Linked DNA regions of Homo sapiens: region 1 is linked to region 2. Evidence: read pairs that join two places in POLR2A ChIA-PET (ENCODE). Cell type or tissue: HepG2. All regions are shown on one strand. Region 1 overlaps CLPTM1 (CLPTM1 regulator of GABA type A receptor forward trafficking). Region 2 overlaps NECTIN2 (nectin cell adhesion molecule 2).

The links. ChIA-PET counts read pairs that join two places held together with the same protein. Peaks named below come from ENCODE experiments on the same cell type or tissue, not always from the same donor. Only the 100,000 strongest peaks of a DNase experiment are listed, where the experiment ranks them.
Region 1: POLR2A ChIA-PET joins it to region 2 with 6 read pairs; 11 of 35 experiments call an interaction of 5 or more read pairs at or near these places.

Annotation. Positions count from the first base shown.
Region 1 is chr19:44,961,024-44,966,023 of GRCh38, forward strand. It overlaps CLPTM1 (CLPTM1 regulator of GABA type A receptor forward trafficking), which reads left to right. Exons shown (of 14, transcript NM_001294.4): 2 at 940-1,052. Among named protein-coding and RNA genes, the nearest start is that of CLPTM1, 8.1 kb to the left of the region's middle. RefSeq lists an enhancer at 224-543 and a silencer at 710-863. In HepG2, no CTCF peak of the experiment used is centred here; no DNase peak of the experiment used is centred here.
Region 2 is chr19:44,854,956-44,859,955 of GRCh38, forward strand. All of the region lies in intron 1 of NECTIN2 (nectin cell adhesion molecule 2), which reads left to right. Among named protein-coding and RNA genes, the nearest start is that of NECTIN2, 11 kb to the left of the region's middle. In HepG2, no CTCF peak of the experiment used is centred here; DNase peaks (open chromatin) are centred at 1,936, 3,078 and 4,301.

The DNA of each region.
Region 1 (5,000 bases), 110 kb after region 2:
GTGAAGAGTCCTCCTCTGGGAAGCCGTGCCTGGCTCCCTTGCCTGCCCCCCTTCCCTTCTGTCATTCTGCTTCTGCGGTCCTTCCTGAGTGACCAGACAAGTGGCTTCACCTCTCTGAGCCTCCCTTTGCTCAGCAGCCGGATGGAGCTGGTCATAGTTTTGGCCTCAGGATTAGTGTGCTGTGTGCTGTCACAGACATGTCTTGTGGCCGTGGCTTATGGTAGCAGCTGATAGTCTGGTTGTGTTTTTCTGTGTCTGTCCCACCTGCTGGACCAGGGGCCCTTGGAGGGCAGGGTTGGCCACAGAGGGGGCCTCAGGAATGGTTTGCCCAGGGAAGGCTCTTTCAGCTAAGCCCCAGCCTTGAAGAATCTGGCACCTGCCATAAGACTCCTTCTGTTGTTGTCCCCAATAGCCACCTCCTTGCATCCTGGCTCCAGCCCCAGGGAACAGTGGACAGTCATCAGAATCAGACTGTGCCTCTAATCTTCTGTTTCTGCACCTGCTGCTTCTCTCACTTCCTCCTTTGTGCCACCAACTTGCTATGTTTTAGGTCTCAGCTTCAATGCCCCCTTCTCCAGGAAGTTGCCCCGAACCCTAGACTGGACCAGGTGCCTCTCAGGGCTCCTGCATTCCTGCCCCGTTCTGGACAGTCACTGTCTAGAGATGAATCTTTCTCCCCCACCGGGCTGTTAAACCCCAGGAGGACAGCAAAAGACTCTCTAGGTCACCACTGTCCCTAGGTCACAGAGGTGCTCTGCGAGTGTTTTCCTCCTAAAAGAAGAGGACCGCACCTTCCCAGGTGTTTTCACTGATTCATTCTCCAGTTATTGATAAGCACCCACTCTTTGCCCAGCCTGTGCCTGGCCTTCATGCATGATGGTGTCTAAGACAGCCCCCGTGTCCATTCTCCCTCCTTACCCTGGCCTCTGTCCCCCACAGGTGACCAGCAATGGCAGCATCGGGAGGGACCCGCCAGCGGAGACCCAGCCTCAGAACCCACCGGCCCAGCCGGCACCCAATGCCTGGCAGGTCATCAAAGGTGTGCTGTTTAGGTGAGCAGACGGGACTTGGGTTTGTTCACCGAAAACATTCAAATAAAAATAAGGAAGAAAGGAAAAGTCAGCTGATCAGCTGAGGATGGTGATCATTACTGTATGGTAGAGTTGCTTTTTTTCTTTTTTTTTTTGTATGATGGAATGTTTTCTAAACCTTTTTTTTACTCTGGTAAAACATACTGAAGTAGGGAGTCTCCCTGAACCTGTTCTGGTTTTTGGGGGGCTACCTGATTTGTGAAAAAATAAAAACACAAAAAATACTGAAGTAGTTTGCTAGGGCCCTTGTATCAAGTAATATAGACGGAGTAGCTTAAACAACTGAAATAGGAAATTCATTGTCTTACAGTTCTGAAGGCTGGAAGTCCAGGATCCAGCTGTGGGCAGGGGCAGTTTCTTCTGTGGCTTCTCTCCTGGGCTTGCAGAAGGCCGTCTTCTCCCTGTGTCTTCATGTGGTCTTTCCTCTGTGTGTGTCTGTGTCCTAAGCTCCTCTTATGGGGACACTAGTCATACTGGCTTAGTACCCACCATAATGACCTCACTGAACCTTACTTTTTTACAGACCCTATCTGGGCCAGGCACAATGACTCACCCTCATAATCCCAGCATTTTGGGAGGCCAGGTTGGAAGGACTGCTTGAGCCCAGGAGTTTGAGACCAGCCTGGGCAACATAGTAAGACCCTGTCTCTACTAAAAATAAAAAAATCTGGCTGGGCACGGTGGCTTACACCTACAATCCCAGCACTTTGGGAGGCCGAGGCGGGTGGATCACGAGGTCAAGAGATCGAGACCATCCTGGCCAACATAGTGATACCCCATCTCTACTAAAAATAAAAAAATTCCGGAGGCTGAGACAGGAGAATGGCGTGAACCCGGGAGGCGGAGCTTGCAGAGAGCTGAGATCGCGCTACTGCACTCCAGCCTGGGCAACAGAGAAAGACTCCGTCTCAAAAAAAATAAAAAATACAAAAAAAATACAAAAATTAGCTGGGTGTGGTGGCACGTGCCTGTAGTCCCAGCTACTCAGGAGGCTGAGGGCAGGAGAATCGTTTGAACCCAGGAGGCAGAGGTTGCGGTGAGCTGAGATCGTGCCACTGCATTCCAGCCTGGGGACAGAGTGAGACTCCATCTCAAAAAAAAAAAAAAAAAAAAAGCCAGGTATGGTGACACGTACCTGTAGTCTCAGCTATTCAAGAGGCTGAGGTAGGAGGATCACTTGAGCCTTGGAAATTTTTTTATTTTTATTTTATGTATTTTTTTTTTTTTTTGAGACGGAGTCTCGCTCTGTCGCCCAGGCTGGAGTGCAGTGGCACAATCTTGGCTCACTGCAAGCTCCGCCTCCCGGGTTCACGCCATTCTCCTGCCTCAGCCTCCCGAGTAGCTGGGACTACAGGCACCCGCCACCACACCTGGCTAATTTTTTGTATTTTCAGTAGAGATGGGGTTTCACCGTGTTAGCCAGGATGGTCTCTATCTCCTGACCTCATGATCCGCCTGCCTTGGCCTCCCAAAGTGCTGCGATTACAGGTGTGAGCCACCGCACCCAGCCTATTTTTATTTTTGTAATGGAGTCTCGCTCTGTTTCCCAGGCTGGAGTACAGTGGCGCGATCTCAGCTCACTGCAACCTCCACCTCCTGGGTTCAAGCGATTCTCCTGCCTCAGCCTCCTGAGCAGCTGGAATTAAGGTATGTGCCACCATGCCCAGCTAATTTTGTATTTTTAGTAGAGATGGGGTTTCTCCATGTTGGTCAGGCTGGTCTCGAACTCCCAACCTCAGGCAATCTGCCCGCCTTGGCCTCCCAAAGTGTTGGGATTACAGGCGTGAGCCACTGCACCCAGTGCCTAGCTAATTTTTGCTTTTTTTTTTTTTTATTAGAGATGGGGTTTCACTATGTTGACCAGGCTGGTCTCGAACTCCTGACCTCATGATCCACCCGCCTCAGCCTCCCAAAGTGCTGGGATTACAGGCGTGAGCCACTGGGCCCTGCCTGACCCTCAGAAGTTGAAGCTGCAGTGAGCCGAGATCACACCACTGTACTCCAGTCTGGGCATCAGAGTGAGACCTTATCGCAAAAAAAAGTTGGGGGGACCCTGTCTCTAAATCTAGTCACGGTGGTACTGAAGGTTGAGACTTTAACATATGAATTTTGGGAGACATGATTCAGCCCACATCTGCACATAACATCAAATTTACCATTTTAACCTATGTTTTCATTTTAACCTTTTTTTTTTTTTTTTTTTTTTTTTTTTTTGAGACAGCGTCTCACTTTGTCACCCAGGCTGGAGTGCAGTAGTGCAATCTCGGCTCACTGCAGTCTCTGCCTCCTGGGTTCAAGCGATTCTCCTGCCTCAGCCACCTGAGTAGCTGGGACTACAGGCACCTGCCACCACGCCTGGCTAATTTTTGTATTTTTAGTGGAGATGGGGTTTTGCCGTGTTGGCCAGGCTGGTCTCTAACTCCTGACCTCAGGTGATCCACCCGCCTCAGCCTCCTAAAGTCCTGGGATTATAGGCGTGAGCCACCACGCTTGGCCCATTTTAACCATTTTTAAGTATGTAGTCCTGTGGCATTAAGTACATCTCCACTGTTGTGCCCCCATCACCATTATCCATCCCGAGAATTTACTCTTCCCAAACTGAAATTCCATACCCATCAGACACAAGCTTCCCATTTCTTCCTCCTTGCAACACCTGGCAGCCACTTTTCTATTTCCTGTCTCTCTTTCACTACTCTAGTTAGCTCCTGTATGTGGAATCAGACAGCATTTGTCCTTCTGTGACTGCCTGGTGGTGACCCTTTTACCTGTGGGTTCACATGCTATTCCTGGGCAGTGGGACCCCAGGGCCTGTTTTTTCAAAGCCCAGCTTCTGTTTGAGGCCCTGGGGAGATGCTGGGTGGTGGCGGGGGAATATGCTTGGCACTGGGTTCTATCCTTCCTGCCTAGACCTAGTGACAGTCACCTTCTTTGCTCTGAGCCTTTGTTTACTCCTCTGCAAAATAGATATTCCTTTTATTTTTTTTTTGCTTTTTGGAGATGTATTTTAGCAAAATAAGAGACCACACCATGCAGTTAGGCAATCAGCTTCCCTACTTATGAGATAGAAGGAATTGCACAGCAGAGATGTTTACAACAATCATCCCGCCAGGTGCGGTGGCTCACGCCTGCAATCCCAGCACTTTGGGAGACCGAGGCAGGCAGATCATGAGGTCAAGAGATCGAGACCATCCTGGCCAATATGGTGAAACCCCATCTCTACTAAAAATACAAAAATTAGCTGGGTGTGGTGGCACAAGCCTGTAGTCCCAGCTACTCGGGAGGCTGAGGCAGGAGAATCACTTGAACCTGGGAGGTAGAGGTTGCAGTGAGCCAAGATCGTGCCACTGCACTCAAGCCTGGCGACAGAGCAAGACTGAGTCTCAAAAAAAAAAGAGAAAATAAAAATAAAACAATCATGGCTGGGCGCGGTGGCTCACGCCTGTAATCCCAGCACTTTGGGAGGCCAAGGCAAGCAGATCACGAGGTCAGGAGATCGAGACCATCCTGGCTAACACAGTGAAACGCCGTCTCTACTGAAAATACAAAAAAATTAGCCAGGTGTGGTGGCGGGCGCCTGTAGTCCCAGCTACTCAGGAGGCTGAGGCAAGAGAATGGTGTGAACCCAGGAGGCGGAGCTTACAGTGAGCCCAGGTGGTGCCACTGCACTCCAGCCTAGGCGACAGCGAGACTCCGTCTCAAAAAATAAAACAAAAATAAAAAAATAAAACAATCATTCCTTTGGCTAGAATGTCTTCACATGGCCATGGCCAGCTGCACGGGAGGCTGGGAAATGTGGTCTTTAATCTGGGAAACTGAGCACCCTGCTGGAAAGCAGGGCTCCTATTACTGAGGAAGAAGAGGAGAGTGGTTATGGGGGGCAGCTACTTATCTCTTCCATAAAATCTTATT
Region 2 (5,000 bases):
TCTACTAAAAAAATTAGCCGGGCGTCGTGGCGGGCACCTGTAGTCCCAGCTACTCGGGAGGCTGAGGCAGGAGAATGGGGTGAACCCGGGAGGCGGAGGTTGCAGTGAGCCGAGATCGCGCTGCTGCACTCCAGCCTGGGTGACAGAGCAAGACTCCGTCTCAAAAAAAAAAAAAAGAACTCTGAGTCAGCCTGGCGCAGTGGCTCACACCTGTAATCTCAGCACTTTGGGAGGCCGAGGCGGGCAGATCACGAGGTCAGGAGATCGAGACCATCCTGGCTAACACGGTGAAACCCCGTCTCTACTAAAAATACAAAAAATTAGCAGAGCGTGGTGGCGGGCGCCTGTAGTCCCAGCTACTCGGGAGGCTGAGGCAGGAGAATGGCATGAACCTGGGAGGCGGAGGTTGCAGTGAGCCGAGATAGTGGCACTGCACTCCAGCCTGGGCGAAAGAGTGAGAATCTGTCTCAAAAAAAAAAGAAAAAAACTCTGAATCCCAGAGACCCAGGGACTTGGAGGAGGTGAAGGGTGTGGGGCTCCAGGGACCTGGGGCTCAGCTTTTCAGGTCTCCTCCTCCAGGAAGCTCTTCTTTCGTTCATCGTCCCTCCCTCCTTCAGACAGGTCAAGCCTCTTCAGGTTCCTCCCATACCACCCCTACTCCGTCTTCCAGGCATTCTTGGTGATAATTATTTGTGCAATATTTGTACCCCCTGCAATCTGGATGTCAACCCTGGAAAACAAGCACCTGATTTGTCCTGTTACTTCTGCAGCATCCACACTTAGCAACATTCATTCACTTGGCAGTGTTTACTGAGCACCTACTACATGCTAGGCCCTGTTGTAGGTGCTGGGGATACAGTAGGGGAAAAACACAGACAAACCTCAGGGCTGGAGAGGGCAGACCCTCTAGCACCCAGGACCTGTTTGTTGAGTAACTATTTGTTTTTTGGATTTGACCTATAAGATGTGAAAGAACAGCCAGATTCTTCCAGGTTCTGCCTTTTCCTGATCCCTCCCTCTCTCCCTACTACCAAATCCCTTCCATTTTAAAATTTTAAATCCTGGTGGGGCACAGTGGCTCACGCCTATAATCCCAGCAGTTTGGGAGGCTAAGGTAGGCAGATCACCTGAGGTCGGGAGTTCGAGGCCAGCCTGGCCAAGATGGTGAAACCCTGTCTCTACTCAAAATACAAAAATTAGCTGAGTGTGGTGACATATGCCTGTAATCCCAGCTACTCGGGAGGTTGAGGCAGAATTGCTTGAACCCAGAGGCAGAGGTTGCAGGGAGCCAAGATGGCGCCACTACACTCTGGCCTGGGTGATACAGCGAGAATGTGTTTCAAAAAAATAAAATCCTAAGACCTATTAGCCTCCTCCCCAACACTCAGTCTCAGTCTTAACCTCTTGTTCTTTTCATTGCCAACTTTTTGTGTCATTTTGCTGTCTGGTCATCTATCTCTGCTCAGCCCACCACCTTCCCCTCAGGCCTCCTTGGATGAAGTTAAGTCATTCTCTATTTGAAGAACCCGCAACGGCTCCCACTTGCCACAAAGAGGAAACTAACTTCCTCGGCCCCAGCCTACTTTGCTGTCTCTGCAGTTCACACAGGCCCAAATGGCTTTCCTTGACCCTCATTGAGTGGCCTTCCCCCCTTGCCTAGCTAGGAAGGGGCCAGAGCGCTTAACCACCCTGATCCCAACCTTAGTGCCTTTGGGGGCCAGGCGGGTGATAAGTCCCAGCACCTGGGGAATCTGGAGGAGCCGGAAGGGAGTGTGCCTTGTGGGAGGGGGGTGATGTCCTTCCTCAGCCCCACCCAGCTGTTGCCCCCAGGAGCCACATATCCGGACTTCTGTCTGGAGCTTTAGACAGCAATCTCCAGGCCTTCTGTGTGGGCTGCTACTTCCCAACTGAAATAACACTCTGTGGGCCAAAGCAAACATGCACCACAGTCAGATCTGGCCTGCAGCAGGCGGCTGACCCCTGCTGCTCTGCTCACCTGGGCCACGCCCCGTGAACATCCCCCATGAGCAAGTCCTTCCCTGGAACTGGCACAAGGGACCCTGGAGGGTGGCTGAAACATCCCCATTTTACAGATGGAGGAAGTTGGGCTTGGAGACAAGGCTGCCAGCTGGAAAGGGTGTCAGCGTTAAATAACAAGATTCAGAAAATAGGATTAAGTATAGAGTTTATTCAAGCCTAAAGCTTGAGGATGGCCACCCCGGAGTGTGGATTCAAGTTGCCCCAAATAAACCCTTTGACTAGCTGTGATTACAAGTGGACTTTTTTTTTTTTTTTTTGAGACAGGGTCTCACCCTGTCACTCAGTCTGGAGTGCAGTGTGTGATCATGGCTCACTGCAGCGTCAGTTTCTCGGGCTCCTGGCCTTGAGTGATTCTCCTGCCACAGCCTCCCTAGTAGCTGGGACTACAGGCCCTAGCCATCTTGCCCAGCTATTTTTTTTTTTTGAGACGGAGTCTTGCTCTATTGCCCAGGCTGGAGTGTAGTGGCACAATCTCTGCTCACTGCAACCTCCACCTCCCGGGTTCAAGCAATCCTCCTGCCTCAGCCCCCCTAGCAGCTAGGATTACAGGCACCTGCCACCATGCCCGGGTAATGTTTATTTTTTTAGTAGAGATGGGATTTCGCCATGCTGGCCAGGCTGGTCTCGAACTCCTGACCTCAGGTGATCCACCTGCTTTGGCCTCCCAAAGTGCTGGGATTACAGGCGTGAGCCATCGTGCCGGGTTTTTGTTTTTGTTTTTTTTTTTTTAAGAGATGAAGTCTCACTATATTGTCCAGGCTGGTCTCAAACTCCTGGCCTCAAGTGATCCTCCACCCACTTCGGCCTCCCATAGTGCTGGGATTACAGGCATGAGCCAACGCACCCAGTCTGCAAGTGGATTTTTAAGGAACAAAGAAGAGAGAGTTCCTAAATTGTTACCAAGAATTTACATTGAAACAGCATAAGGTATCTGCAGGTCTGGCTCAGAAAAAAAGATAACAGAAGGTATTGATTGGCTATGCACTGTTTATTGTATCACAAATTCCAGGAACAAGAAGCTAATGGGGAGGGCAGCTGTGCAGGAACCACTGCCTCGGGCATGGGTGGAGGAGGCGTGTGACCGAAGTCCCCTATTCACTGTACAGTCTCCCTGGGCCTGATACATTTCGCATAGCTCAGACTGATCTGAGCTATTTTTCTTTTCTCAAGTTGGGTGGGGGTGGCCCCTCTGGACTGGAAAAGCCTCATTTTTCCCCCAAGTGACACACCTGAGTTTGTTTGACTTGTTTCCCCCAAGTGACACACCTGAGTTTGTGGGACTTGTGTGGAGATGATGTATTTATGTCACACTTCAGTCTTCGCTGATGGCTTTTTTTTTTATATTTATTTACATTTTTTCTTTTAAGGTAGGCAGGGCCTCATTCTATCGCCCATGTTGGAGTGCAGTGGCGAGGTCTCTGGGTTCAAGTGATTCCCCTTCCTCAGCCTCCCAAGTAGCTGGGAATACAGGGGCCCGCCACCACGCCCAGCTAATTTTTGTATTTTTGGTAGAGACGGGGTTTCACCATATTGGCCAGGCTGGTCTCGAACTCCTGACCTCAGGGTGATCCATCCGCCTCGGCCTCCCAAAGTGCTGGGATTACAGGCATGAGCCGCAGCACCCAGCCTTTTTTCTTTCTTTCTTTTCTTTTTGTTTCCCCTCCCGAGACCGAGTCTCTCTCTGTCACCCAGGCTGGAGTGCAGTGGTATGATCTCAGCTTACTGCAACCTCCACCTCCCGGGTTCAAGCAATTCTCCCACCTTAGCCTCCTGAGTAGCTGGGATTACAGGTGCCTGCCACCACACCCAGATAATTTTTCTATTTTTAGTAGAGATGGGGTTTTGCCATGTTGGCCAGTCTGGTCTCAAACTCCTGGCCCCAAGTGAGCCTCCTGCCTCGGCCTCCCAAAGTGCTGGGATTACAGGTGTGAGCCACCACACCTGGCCTTATTTTATTTTTAATTTCTGTTCTTGTATTGCTATAATTTACTGATGATTTCTTACCCAAAGATCCTCGGCCTGTCCCCACCCAAGGGGACTGCCTTCCACCGGGGACCCCTCATAAGAGTTACTCATTAGGATGGTGTTCCCTGGGGTTCCTGTGTGTATGACGCCAGGGCCTGTGCACCGCCTCCATGGCCCATCTCCATCAGACAGAGCTGGGCAGTGGTGTTGGCCCTCGAAATGAGGCTTGTGCCCTGGCCTTTCCTGGCCTGGGGGCTGAGTGCCAAGGCCACCTGTAATTAAACTGAGCTTCCTATGTTTACTTAGCAAGCACTGACCTCTCATTTCCTGGGGCCCTATGCTGAGTGTTCCACAGCTATTCTTTAATCTTTAAACAGCCCTTGGGACGCAGGCACTATTATTAACCTCACATCACAGCTGGGGAAACTGAGGCACAGAGAGGTTAAGTGGCCTGCACAAGGTCGCAGAGCCAGGATTCAAACCCATGAACTATGGGCCACTCAGTCGCCATGCTGTACTGCCGTGCACAGCAGAGGAAGATTTGTTCTTGTTCTTGTTTATATTAAAAGTGAGAAAACATGGGCCACACGCCGTGGCTCACGCCTGTAATCCCAGCACTTTGGGAGGCCAAGGCGGGTGGATCACCTGAGGTCAGGAGTTTGAAACCAGCCTGACCAACATGGTGAACTCTGGTCTCTACTAAAAATTCAAAAATCAGCCGGACCGTAGTGGCTCGCACCTGTAATCCCAGCTACTCAGGAGGCTGAGGCAGGAGAATCGCTTGAACCCAGGAGGCAGAGGTTGCAGTGAGTTGAGACCGTGCCACTGCACTCCAACCTGGGTGACAGAGCAAGACTCCGTCTCCAAAAAAAAAAAAAAAAGGTGAGAAACCACTTAGGCTGGCTGAGAACTGCAAACATGCGTCCACATAAAAACTTGAACTTGCATGATCCCAGCAGCTTTATTTATCAGAGCCAAAAAGTTGAAACAACCTC